Linked DNA regions of Homo sapiens: regions 1 and 3 are each linked to region 2. A link is a contact called in ENCODE Hi-C or POLR2A ChIA-PET data. All regions are on one chromosome and are shown on one strand. The core of a region is the stretch at or near the end of the contact, and the rest is flanking DNA. Distances in the headings are between cores, read along the strand shown. Region 1 has its middle 74 kb from the start of TFCP2L1. Region 2 has its middle 210 kb from the start of TFCP2L1. Region 3 has its middle 8.4 kb from the start of TFCP2L1.

Region 1 (4,270 bases), core at 398-2,897, 140 kb after region 2:
GGGGACAAGCATGGTATGTAGCTTGTCTCAAAGGCACGCTTCCCCATGGGCAGGAAGAACTGCCGGGAGGGGCATCTCCCAAGCTACCTAGATATCCTGGCATCCGCCTTCCCAGCCAGGAGCAGCACCTTATCCGGATGCATTTGCTCCCCAGCATCAGCCTCCCCGCAGCCACATGGGACGGTGGCACAGTCTTTGGAGCTGACGGACCTGGGTCAGAAGCCTGACTTTGCCCCCTGACTAGCTGTGTGTCCCTGAAGAAGCTGCCCAGATTCTCTGAGCCTCAGTCTCCTCACAGGCAAAGCAGAGACTTTAACAACTGCCTGAAAAGGTGCTGTGAGTGCAGATGAGATAATAGGGAGGAAAAACTTTTCCTGTGTCCTCTTATGTTCAGTGACTAGGGGCCTGCGAATTAAACTGACAAAAGATAGATTCGCTAGAGAAAAAAGATGGATTTTTATTCTCATACCTATGAGGGAGTTTCACAGAAAAATGTGACTCAGTTCAAGGCTGCAGCGAGCTATGATCCACCGCACTACAGCCTGGGTGACAAAGTGAGAAACTGTCTCAAAAAAAAAAAAAAGAAAAAGAAGAAGAAGATAAAGGAAAAAGAAAAAAAAGAAAGAAATGTTAAAAATAAAAAATAAAAAAAAAGAAAAGAGAAAAAAGGAGAAAAGGATAAAACAAGTATAAATAAAAAGAAAAATGTGGCCAGGCGTGGTGGCTCACACCTGTAATCCCAGCACTTTGAGAGGCCGAGGTGGATAGATCACCTGAGGCCAGGCGTTCACAACCATCCTGGCCAATATGACGAAAGCCCATCTCTACTAAAAATACAAAAATTAGCTGGACGCAGTGGCGGGTGCCTGTAATCCCAGCTACTTGGGAGGCTGAGGCAGGAGAATTGCTTGAGATGGAGGTTGCAGTGAGCCGAGATGGTGCCACTGCACTCCAGCCTGGGTGACAGAGTGAGACTCTGTCTCAAAAAAGAAAAGAAAAGAAAAATGCAACTCAAGGAGGTGGTTATAATTTGGGACTTATATACCATGTTAATAGGGGAAGAGGGAAGAGAAGGACCATTTTACTTTTAGGAAAGATAAATGGCCCCTAGGAGAACAGATGGCAGCTAGGACAGTTTTGCAACTATGTCTGTTCTGGTGATTTCTTATCTTGGTGCCAGTGCTGACTTCTTGAATTCTTGTATTTGGTGATAGGAGTCCATCTCTCTGGTTTTGAAAGTTCCAGGGAAAGGATTTCTGGCAGCTGAATTCTTTTGGGAGCCTCTGCTTTTAGGCAGATTAAGGGGAATAAAAAAATAAAAAAATAAAAAAATAAACCAGAAAACCCTCTTCAGTGTGGTACATCCTGGATCCCTTCAGACAAGGCACGGGCAATACCTGGCTGGGGGAGCCCCTCACAGGCCTCCTCCTGCCGGCCCACACCACATCCCTGTGCCCATGTTTGTCCTCTTCCCAATCCCTACTGCCCCATCCGAACTCACTGTCCTCTGTCCCCATTCTCTCTGTGCTAAGGTGACACGTCACCATATAGCAGCTTGCCCCCTGCCGGCACAGGCTCCCTTCACCGCTGCTTTCAGGTCCCAGTCCCTCGTTTGCCCAGCACCTCTTGCTATCTCTTACTCATTCAACAAACACTCCTAGCAGGCTTCTCCCTGCCAGGCCCTGGGCTGGATTCCAGAGTGGCAGCGATCAGGCAGACCAAACTCTGTCTCTAGGAGCTCCTCCCAGTGGGAGAGGCGGACAGAAAGATGGACAGTTACAGCCTAGGCACAGGAGCCCATGGGAGCTCAGAGGAAGAGCCCAGAGGAAGAGTAAGGCCCAGCAAGTTCTGTGAGCTGTTGGTGCCAGGAAAGAGCTGGGCCTGCCCCTGATACTCAAAAAGCATATGTGAACAAAGGGAATGGAGGGAGAGGAGGAGAAAGAAGGGATGACAGGAGGAAGGGAGGGAAGTTGGTCGATTTTCCTCATCCACCTTTCTCCTCTCTGGACTAGTGTTTGGGGCCAGCTCCTCCCCCACTCCAATGTCAACCTCTGGGCTTATCAGATATTTCAATAGCTGCTCTGGCCTGATAAGCCCTCTCCAGATAACCCCTTTCTCTTGTAATTGAGTTTAAATATTGTTCCACCCAATCAAGGCAGGTTAATATTCAACCCAACCTAGCTCTGGAAGCCTCCTGGCCACCAGATTCTTCCCTGGGCGAGGCAACCTGGGGCTGAGCAGGGCTGGAGCAAGCAGGGCGTGCAGTCTTCCCCCAAAGCATGTTTATCAGAGGGTTTGGGAATGGGGGGCGGGAGGGGACTGTCTAGACCTGGGTCCGCCCCTGGTGGGTCCAAGGAACAGTGTCCAAGCCAAGCCTAAGGGCCTGCGCTTCCTGGCTGGAGGACCAGGGGAAAGCCAGCTTTGTTCCAGCAGAGGCTCAGCTGGGAGAACCTGCCCAGACACCCTTCCCTTGAGGATTCTGCTTTGCACCTTAGAGTGTCCTCAGGCTGCCAGGATCCTCCAGAGCCATATGGCTGATTTCCTCCTCTCACCCACAGGAGTGATTCCCTCAGGCTCCTCAGGGTTTGGTCCTCGTGAGTCAGCCTCCCAGGGCCTATCCTGTCTGACACACTCCAGGTGGAATCTTCAGCCTACCCGGTAGAGGCCCAAACAGTGCATGCACCTGCTTCCCACTGGTGACTTTCACGGGTCTTCCATGTGGACAGCCCCAGTCAGCGATGTGGGAGCCGCCACAGCCCAGGACTTCCAGAAGCAGAAGCGCTGAGTGTGGCTACTCACCTGACCCAGGGCAGAGAGTGGGGTCGAGAGCCAGTGGCATCCACACCTGTACCCGGGAGGCCCCTCTGGTTCCGTGTGTGTGTGTGTGTCTGTGTGCATGTGTGTGTGTGTGTCTGTTGGGGGGTGGGAGGGTCATCAACAGGTTTCACTACTCAAATCATCTTCCCCTACAGGGAGGCGCAGAGGATCCCATAGCTACCAGCCAGCTGTCAGGCTCTGGGTCACCTTTGTGTCATTGGACCCTAACATTCTCTAGTCCCCCTCTGTCCCACCCCACCCGAGTGAGTCACTATCCCTCTTGGAGGTTCCTCCCCAGAAAGAGAGGGCAGGTGCCTCCAGGCCAGCAGCAACAGCCCCCGGGGGAACCTGTTAGGAATGCACATTCTCAGACCCGCACCCCACCACTGAATGGGAGACTGCGGGCGGGGAACCCCCGCAGTGCAGTGCAGGTGGCTTTCCGGCCCTCCTGAAGATTCCGATGCACTGGGACACCACCCAGCCACTACAAGCCATGAATAAAAGCCTCCTGCCTCTCACCGCTTTAATATGTGCCGGGGCCATTCCAAGCTCTTGAAGTAAATTCAGCTCATTTACTCGTTATAATCGTCCTGCGAGGCAGGCACGAGTATTAGTCCTCGTGGACTAATTTTACGGATGAGGCAAGCAAAACAGAAAAGTTAGGCGACCTTGGGCAAGGTCACACAGCCGGAGGCTGAATGAGAAGCTAGGCAGTTCTCCGCTACATCAGGGGCTCCCGAAGTGTGGTCCCTGGACAAACGGTGTTAGCATCACCTGGGGACTTCTTAGAAATACAAATTCCCAGGCCCCCGATCAGACCCACCGAGCCGAGGGCCCAGCCATCTTTAGAACAAGCCCTCCAGTTTCAGAACCACAGTGCTGCACCCCGCTGCCTGAAGAGACATCCTGGGAAATAGCCGGAAAGCCTCACGCCCGCATCATGGCTGGGGGGGAGGGGGGTGGTTTGCTGGAAATAGACCACGTTGCAGGGCGGCTGCCGGCTCCTGCCCACCGGGAGGCCGAGGACAGCGACCCGAGCCGCACCTGCGCTGGGGCCTGCCGAGCTCTCGCAGTTTGAATGGAAAGGAAGAAGCCTTTGCTGTGGGCCCATGCTGCTCTGGGCCTCGGCTGCTGCGAGGTGCTGCCGAGTTCACACCATCCCACTCTTGTGTCCTAGCTCACCTCTAGTTTCTCTGTTGGGGCAGAGGCTGTGCAGGCGGATGGGGCAGCCAGCAGCCATACCAGAAGGAAAGACGGTGGTACAGGGGAACTCTTGGGCCCTGAGCTTGCCAGGCTCCCTAGTTCCACTCTGAGCTCTTGAACCCAATCCCGTTGCTATTGACTGAATGCTTGTGTTCCCTCCCCCGCTTCCGATGTTGAAGCCTAACCTCCAAGGTGATGGTACATGCAGGTGGGGCCTTTGGGAGGTATGAGGCCATGAGGGTGGAGCCCG
Region 2 (3,963 bases), core at 302-2,801:
CAGACACACGCAGACACAGACACGTATACACACAGACACACACACAGACACACAGACACACCCACAGACACACACACAGACACACACACATACATATATAGACACGCACACACACACAGATACGCACAGACACACACAGATACATAGACACGCACGCACACACAGATACACACAGACACATGCAGACACACAAACACGTAGACACACACACACAGACACACACAGACACACACACACACGACCTATTACAGGGACTTGGCCTTGTGAAACCTTGGGCACTGGCCACCCCGTCTAAGGGAACTGCTGCTTCTCCGGTGCGTGGAGCTGGCAGGGCGGGCGTGGGGAAAAGGGGATGACCATGAAGTGGGGTAGGAGGACAAACGGAACCTGACAGGCTGAGCTGGAACTCCCACCGGGAAGTGGCAGACCCCAAGTCAATCTGTCCCCTGCTCTAAGCCTCTACCTTCGAGGATGGGCACCCCGTGGAAGAAGCCGGCACTTTCATGAACTAAGCATATACCTGGCCTGGGAGTCAAGAAGGCCACAGGAGGCTCTGGCTGGGCTGGAAGAGCTATGCCCCAGCTGCCTGGACACCAAATCCATCTCCTGAGATCAGCAGCACCTGCGAGTCCCCTGTGTGTTGGGAGGCACTGGCCCCTCTCGCCTTCTGAGTGTAAAAGGAAGACATGACTGCTGCTCCCTCTGCCCCTCCCCTGGGGCCCCAGATAACCCAAGCCTGTGCAGGGAAGGGAGTTCTGGGTGCTGCAGTTCAGCTCAGCTAGGCTGACCGGACACACATCTGTCACACCACCCCAGAGCCTAACCCATGCCGGGTCCTGGAGCTACTCCCGGTGGTGGCCACACTTCCTGCCTCCAGGAAATCCATCATCTCCTGGGAAAGACAAGTCAAGAGACAAAAACACCATTGAATGTGCACGGTGAGGTGGGCAATAGCCATGCAGGCCTGACGGGGAGAATGTGTCCCGTACCAGGGGAAGACTGCAGTGGCCCCCAGGGATGGAGAGGGCCGAGGTCCCGGGGAGGGGGCAGCTGTGCCAGCTCCAGGGCCTTCACTTCTGGGCCTTGGGCTGATGATGCTCCCCTGGGGAGGGCAAAAGGGAGGACAGCGAGGAGCAGGCTTTGGGTGGGACCAGCTGGGAACAATACCTGTGTCTGCCTTGCCAAGCCTCACAATTCCTATCTAGAAAATGGGGTTGTTGGGAGAATTGAAGATAAAATATATACAAGTATTGCACTGGACCTGACTCTCCCCACCCCAAAGTTGACCATTCCCAAAATTGACAGTGTCGTTATCTAGGTCCTAAAAAATCCAAGGGAGAAATGAGATTTCCTGTGTCTTCCCAGAAGCTACGCCACTGCTCTTGAACTTGGGAATTGCCACGAAGTGCAGGGGGTGGGGTGGACACGGAGGTCTGTAGGGCCGAGGAAAAAAAACACGACACAACTGGGGCCTTCCAGGGTCTCCCCCGACCCCTGTTCATCCTGCCTGCAGCACCTCATTCCCAACGAGGGCCTGCAGCCAGCTCCTGCCATCTGCCATGAGTTATAGAAAACAGGCAGTGATTAATCAGCCAGTCAACGCCGCGTGCAGCTATCCTCTTTCATTTATCTGCCCCCTGACCCCCCCAGCACAGTCCACGCAGCAATAGGCAAGTGTATTAATCATACGCTTTAAAAATATTTAAAGGAGGAGCTGAGCCTGGAGCAGAGTCTCCTTTAATGGACTCATTTTCAGCTGAGGGTGAGTATGCTAATTAGGAGATAAAACAAACGGGCTGTTTGAAATGCAAATGAGCTGCTGGGAGCACTTCTGGTCCCTTCCTTCCCTGCCGCCTGTTTGGGAGGCTAAATCTTATTTCTCCCAGCCGCTTCCCGCCACCGATTTCTAACCAGAAAAGATAGTGGCTGATTCTAAAACTGAGAGGTACTAGGTCGTGTTTTCACCGCCCCCCCTCCCCGCCCCCCGCCTTTGCCCTGGATCAAGGAGCAGAGAGGACAAAAGTTGCCCCAACTCCAACTCCAGCATGAAAAAACCCCAGCCGGGAGGGGAGGCGTGGCTGCTCTCCCCCCATCTCCTGGCACCCACCCAGTCCTCCCCATCTCTTGCCAACCCTGCCCCCTCAGTTTCTCTCCTCTCCTTTTCCTCTGCCTCTGCCCAGCTTGGCGTTTCCCAGCTCGCCTCCCTGCCCACCTCCTTGCCCTCTCCATTCCGTCAGCTGCTAGCAGGAGCCTCGGGCACAAATCCAGAGCCTTCCTGGCTGCAGCCTTTCCTGGGGTCCCAGGCACCACTCCCACCTACCACCCAGTCTAAACCCCGCCTCCTGTCCCCGCTGCCCTGGGGCCCTCCCTGCCCCATCACAACCACACACCTGCTATTCCCTCCTCTGGGCTTGGGGAATCCTAGTGCCCCTGCTTGGAGCCTTCCCTCCCACCTCCCGTGGCTGGCTCCCCAGCCCTTCAGGACTCAGGGCGCATCACCTCCTCAGGGAAGCCCTCAGACCTCCTGGTGCCTTCGTGATTCCTGGATCTGGCACCTGTCTTGGGTGTGACAAAGCATGTATGTGTTTGTGGATTTGTCACCCCTCTTCCCAGGACCTAGGGCTCCTTGGCGCAGGAGCTGTTTTCTCCCCTGCCATGCGCCGTGCCTGCTGGCACATGGCTAGCATCTAGTGAGTGCACACTGAGTTGAGTTGATTGCTAGGAGGCCCATGAGCTCCCTGCATCCCCTGACAGGCACTGCACCAGCCTAGGGAGCCCTGGCAGCTCGGGATGACCACCTGCTCTAAGGCAGGTCTGGAGAGGCAGAGAGGAGCATTCAATCCAGGGGCCACCTCATTTAAGATACGCAGTGTTCCACCTGGAAAGACGGCTCCAAGTCCACCCCTGCCAGTGGGGCTTGTCCCAGTGCAGCGTCTGCTTATTCTAGGAGACGGGAAGAGTGACCTGCACTGTCAGGCAGGGTCAGACGCTGCCTCTTAACTTCGCCGGCTCAGACTCTTGGCTGGTTCAGGTGTGGAGCTTCCAGCCCCAGCCCTACCCAAGCAGTCCCCAGGCGTCTCTTCAAGATTCCCAGAACCCAGGTGATCACAGTCTGGCTTCCATCTGTCCTGGGCACAGCCGAGCAGGAGCCCAATCATAATATCGGGGCATTAAATATTTAAACATTGTCTTCAGGTAACCGCCCCCCGCCCCCCGCCCCCCGCAAGTCTGAACTCTCTCCCGACTCAGTCCAGTTCACTGGTATTCTCATTCTCCAACTCCTTATCAAACTGTGTCTCAGGTGGGATTGTCTGGGAAGCAGACGCTGAGACGGAGTGAGGGGTGCAATAGCGTAACGGGGAGCACCACCTGTAAGAGGAGAGGGAAGAAGCAAGGTGGGCGGGGCCGGCCATCCTGATGCATCCTCCCTGCACAACCTGCACCTGCCAGCAGAGGGCGCCGGAGCAAAGCGCGCCCGTCCCATCTCAGGAGGCCTGTGGCCGCGGAAGGGGCCGGGATGGGGATCATTGCCCTGCTCAGTCCTTGCTGGGGCCACCCCAGAATAGTGTGCCTTCAGCTCGGAAACAGGCAAAGCCAACAGCTGGACCCCAGTTCGCAGCTGGGCATCAGTACTTTCTTGAAGGGAAGTCTAAGCGGCCATCTCCTTGGGTCTTAGCTTGAGTTCCCCTGAGGAGAAAGCCTGACACAGGCAGCAGGGAAGAAAGCTAGGGGAGACCTTCCAGAGTCTGGGATGCATCTCAGAACCATCGGCCTGGGGATGAAGGAGGGAGTTTTGCCCAGCTGCTTCTGCCCCTGCCGCTCGAGGGTGGCCCCGTGGTGTGGCCCCACACTTCCAGATACACAGGCGTGGGTGCTGAGCAGTTTCACCATACCCCACATGGGCCAGGTGCAAGGTGCTGTCCACCCCAGCTGTGTGAGGTTGGCCAAAGCCACGTGGAACTG
Region 3 (4,250 bases), core at 822-3,321, 220 kb after region 2:
TCCTTGAACCCTATTTTCCAATGGCCCATATTGTCATCTCAGATGTGGTTCATCTTCATGTCTGATCCTAGCTTCTCAAGAGAGGAGAATGACTTTTCCAAGATGTTTCTTCAAATTCAGATAAAGTCCCACGTGGCCTTCAGAGGATCACCCCAAGCTCAGTTTCTACGCTTTAGCAAATGTACATGGTCACATGAGATGTTAACAGAGGGGGAAACTTGGGGAAGGGGATATGAGAATTCTGTTTATTATATTGCTAACTTTTCTCTAAATCTAGAATTATGCCAAAATACAAAAATTTATTTTACAAATCTTTCTTCGGAATTCAAATGGTCAACTTAAAATTTGGGCAAGTGTGGTTTGGTTTTCCTAAAGCAAAACTCACCTGCATCATTGACATTAGTCATTTTGTCATGCACCAACTAGCCTTTGTGTGGGGCTACTACTGGGTGGGGGTATATAGTCTGGGCTATTTGGTGCATGACAAAATGGGGGCAGGGCAGAGACTGGGTAGGGGCATACTCTGTCTCTCTCTCTCTCTCTCTGTCTCTCTCTCTCTCTCTCTCTCTCTCTCTCTCTCTCTCTCTCTCTCTATATATATATATATATATATATATATGTTGTTTTTTTTTTTTTTTTGAGATGGAATCTCACTCTGTCGCCCAGGCATGAGTGCAGTCATACGATCTTGGCTCACTGCAACCACCGCCTCCCGGCTTCAAGTGATTCTCCTGCCTCAGCCTCCCAAGTAGCTGGGATTACAGGTGCCTGTCAACTCACCTGGCTAATTTTTGTATTTTTAGTAGAGACGGAGTTTCACCATGTTGGCCAGGCTGGTCTCGAACTCCTGACCTCCGGTGCTCAGGTGATCCACCTGCCTTGGCCTTCCAAAGTGCTAGGATTATAGGCATGAGCCACCGTGCCTGGCCTACATATGAGATATATATGTATATATACACACACACCCCCACCTACTCAGGGGTATAGCAACTCCTCCTAGACTGGGTGGGAGATAGATAGATAGATAGATAGATAGATAGATAGATAGATAGATACATAGATAGATAGATAGCTCCCATCCAACCTGGGCTATTTGGTGCATGACAAAATAGAGAGAGAGAAAGAGAGACAGAGAGAGAGCGCATGCTGGATTGTGAAGTACAGTGGTGTGAGCTTGCTCACTGCCCCCTCAAATTCCCCGACTCAAGCAATCCCTACACCTCAGCCTCCCAAGCAGCTGAAACTACAGGCGCATACCACCACACCTAGCTAATTTTGTTTATTTTTTACAGATGGTGTTTCACTATGTTGTGCAGGCTGGTCTCAAACTACTGGAGTCAAGTGATCTCCTGCCTCAGCCTCCCAAAGTGCTGGGATTATGGGCATGAACCACTACACCTGGCCATATGTTTGTGTGTGTATATATTTTTTTTTTTCAAAAAAGATGGGGTGTATTAGTCCATTCTCGCATTGCTATAAAGAAATACCTGAGATTAGGTAATTTATAAAGAAAAGAGGTTTAATTGGCTCATGGTTCTGCAGGCTGTACAGGAAGCATAACATCTTCTTCTTGGCGTCCACTGAGGCCTCAGGAAACTTCCAATCCTGGAAGGCAAAGGGGGAGTGAGACGTTTCACATGGCCAGAGGAGGAGGAAGAGAAAAGAGAGGGGGAAATTGCTACACACTTTTAAACAACCAGATCTCGTGATAACTCATTCACTCACTATCACGAGAGTAGCACCAAGGGGATGGTACTAACCCGTTCCTGAGAACTCCACCCACTTCCAGCACTGGGGAGCGGGAAATTACGATTTGACATGAGATTTGGTGGGCACATAGATCCAAGCCCTATCAGGGGGTCTCACTGTATTGCCCAAGCTGGTCTTGACTCCTGGCCTCAAGCAATCCTTCTGCCTTGAACCCCAGTCCCTCCAATGCAAAGACCCTGCTCTGACTCTCCTCCTCCTCCCTCTCCGGCCTAGATTGCTCCCATCAGTCCTTCCAGCAGCAGTCAAGTATTCTCATTCTGACAAGGGCTGCCCTGCTCCCTGCTCAGTAGTCACAGCGAATTGCCCTGGGTGGAGTTGGCCACATGCACTTTGGCACAGTGCCCTCCCTCTAGGGCCAAACAAACACCCTGTTATCTGCTTCACACCTCCTTCTGCAAAACGCCCTGTTACAGGTGCCAGTCTCTGCAGGGGGCCACGGGGAGCAGCTCTAACCCAGGGACTGCGGCTCCAGAGACATGGAGGAAAGCAGTGAGTGAGACTACACAAAGCCCCTGGCTGGGGGCACGGCTGAGGCCAAGGAGGGAGAAAACACAAGTGCTCCCCATTCATTAGCCCGCTTAACTCTCAACATCCTAGGGAGGTAGATGTCATCACACCCACTTCACTGATGAGAACACCGAGCCCCTGAGATTCAACAACTTGTCCAAACTTGCACAGCTGGAGGACGGTAGAGCCAGGACAGGGCCCAGGGTGGTCCGGCTTGAAAACCCAGGCCCCATCTGCTGTACCAAGCTGAAAGGACAGGTCAGACAAGAAGTTGGAAGAATTTTCTTGAAGAATTCGACACACTGGGGGCTCCCCAGCGAAAGAGCACAGCCAGATCACCCTATAGTGACAATGTGTCAACAGCCCCTCCCATACACTCTGAGCTACCAGGGCAGCTCCCAATATGAGCAGGTAATCGTGGATTGCTCAACACGTGAAAAGGGGCTCTACCATAAGAGATAGAGACCAAAACACAAATGCAGTCATGGGGTGTTGGGGACCAGAATCAAATGGGAGGAACTAGAGACTGCACACAGAGAGAAGACATTAAGAATCTGTCAGGAGCCGGGTGCGGTGGCTCATTCCTGTAATCCCAGCACTTTGGGAGGCTGAGGTGGGTTGGATCACTTGAGGCCAGGAGTTTGAGACCAGTCTGGTCCACATGGCAAAACCCTGTCTCTACTAAAAATACAAAAAAATTAGCTGGGCATGGTGGTGCACACCTGTACTCCCAGCTACTCGGGAGCCTGAGGCACGAGAATCGCTAGAACCAGGAGGTGGAGGTTGTGGTGAGCTGAGATCACACCACTGCACTCTAGCCTGGGTGACAGAGTGAGACCCTGTCTCAAGGAAAAAAAAAAAAAAGAATCTATTGGGTATTGGGGCCAAACACAGTGGCTCACACCTGTAACCTCAGTGCTTTAGGAGGCTGGGGCAGGAGGATCTCTTGAGGCCAGGAGTTCAAGACCATCCTAGGCAACATAGTGAGACCTGTCTCTACCAAAAAAAAAAAAAATTTAAAAAGGAATCTCTTAGTGTTGGCATTGGCCATCCCTGAGCTCTAGCTCAGGAAGGCAATGGATGGTCACTGTGTCCTTTGGGCCAGCCCTCATGAATAGCACACACACTATGCACTGCAGCAGCTCTCCAGCATATGGTTGCAGAGTTTGTGCTCTGCAAGAAGCACTAGCCAAGGTGGGGGCTAGGAGACCCGAAGTTCAGCCCGTGCTCCTCTCACCAAGCCATGTACCTGGCATGGGGCTGCACCACCTAGAGGAAAATCACCAAAAGTACCACCTGCTCATTCATCTGAGTGCCCATGTCTGTACCCACCTGGGGCCACACAGGCTGTTAAGTTTCTGTACTTTTTACACCTCAGCTCTTTGCCTCTCTACTGTTCCCACTTCCTAGAGCACTTGCTCCTCAGTGTCCTCCTCCCTGGCCCTAGTTTGCCTAACTGACTTTCATGAGGTTCAGCTCAGCATCACCTCCTCCAGGAAGCCTTCCCTACCCGCCCAGAAGAGTAGGCCAGGTGCTCCTCTCCTTCACTCTAAGCTCTGTAGATGTTGGTTCAGTACAACCTCACAGCCCCACAAGTCCAGGCTTAAGATGTCACAGGATCCTTAGGGTGTTGCTTCACCAGCCAGAGACCTCTGTGGCTGGTGGCACCTCTGCTTGGGTTTTGCTTGCACCTGCTGGGCTCATTCCTCCCACTCAGCCTGGCAGGCTGCATTCGGCTTGCACTACCAGCCTGGATCCCACACCTGCTAAGGGTGGGATCCCACACCTGCAGGTGGGAGTGTTGAGGGGTGTGTGAGCAAGCGAGTGTGGGGTCCGGCCACTGCTCACAGCCAGGGGCACCAACTGTGGCAGGGAGGGCATCTCCAGGCGCTGGGTCCATGCCAGGCTGAGGGTGGACTAGACATACCACAAGTGGCTTCTGCTGCGGGCACCAGCATCTGGACAGGGGGAAT

Evidence for each region. A loop is a pair of places that touch in the nucleus more often than their neighbours do. ChIA-PET counts read pairs that join two places held with the same protein, here RNA polymerase II (POLR2A). Pooled maps may share reads with other maps.
Region 1: POLR2A ChIA-PET joins it to region 2 with 15 read pairs in activated CD4-positive, alpha-beta T cell. The contact joins two enhancer-like sites. POLR2A ChIA-PET finds 5 or more read pairs at or near these places in 3 of 52 experiments (Caco-2, H1 and activated CD4-positive, alpha-beta T cell).
Region 3: POLR2A ChIA-PET joins it to region 2 with 12 read pairs in Panc1. The contact joins two enhancer-like sites. A Hi-C loop is called at or near these places in 3 of 50 pooled maps. POLR2A ChIA-PET finds 5 or more read pairs at or near these places in 4 of 52 experiments (H1, Panc1, WTC11 and 1 more).

The regions. Positions count from the first base shown.
Region 1 is chr2:121,209,289-121,213,558 of GRCh38, forward strand. No RefSeq gene overlaps it. Among named protein-coding and RNA genes, the nearest start is that of TFCP2L1, 74 kb to the right of the region's middle. Within about 2 kb of position 1,648, at least 6 of the 41 ENCODE cell types and tissues checked have a DNase peak (open chromatin) inside an H3K27ac peak, as active enhancers do.
Region 2 is chr2:121,073,690-121,077,652 of GRCh38, forward strand. No RefSeq gene overlaps it. Among named protein-coding and RNA genes, the nearest start is that of TFCP2L1, 210 kb to the right of the region's middle. RefSeq lists enhancers at 720-1,570, 1,153-2,052, 1,571-2,422 and a silencer at 1,464-1,758. Within about 2 kb of position 1,552, at least 3 of the 41 ENCODE cell types and tissues checked have a DNase peak (open chromatin) inside an H3K27ac peak, as active enhancers do.
Region 3 is chr2:121,291,485-121,295,734 of GRCh38, forward strand. No RefSeq gene overlaps it. Among named protein-coding and RNA genes, the nearest start is that of TFCP2L1, 8.4 kb to the left of the region's middle. Within about 2 kb of position 2,072, at least 2 of the 41 ENCODE cell types and tissues checked have a DNase peak (open chromatin) inside an H3K27ac peak, as active enhancers do.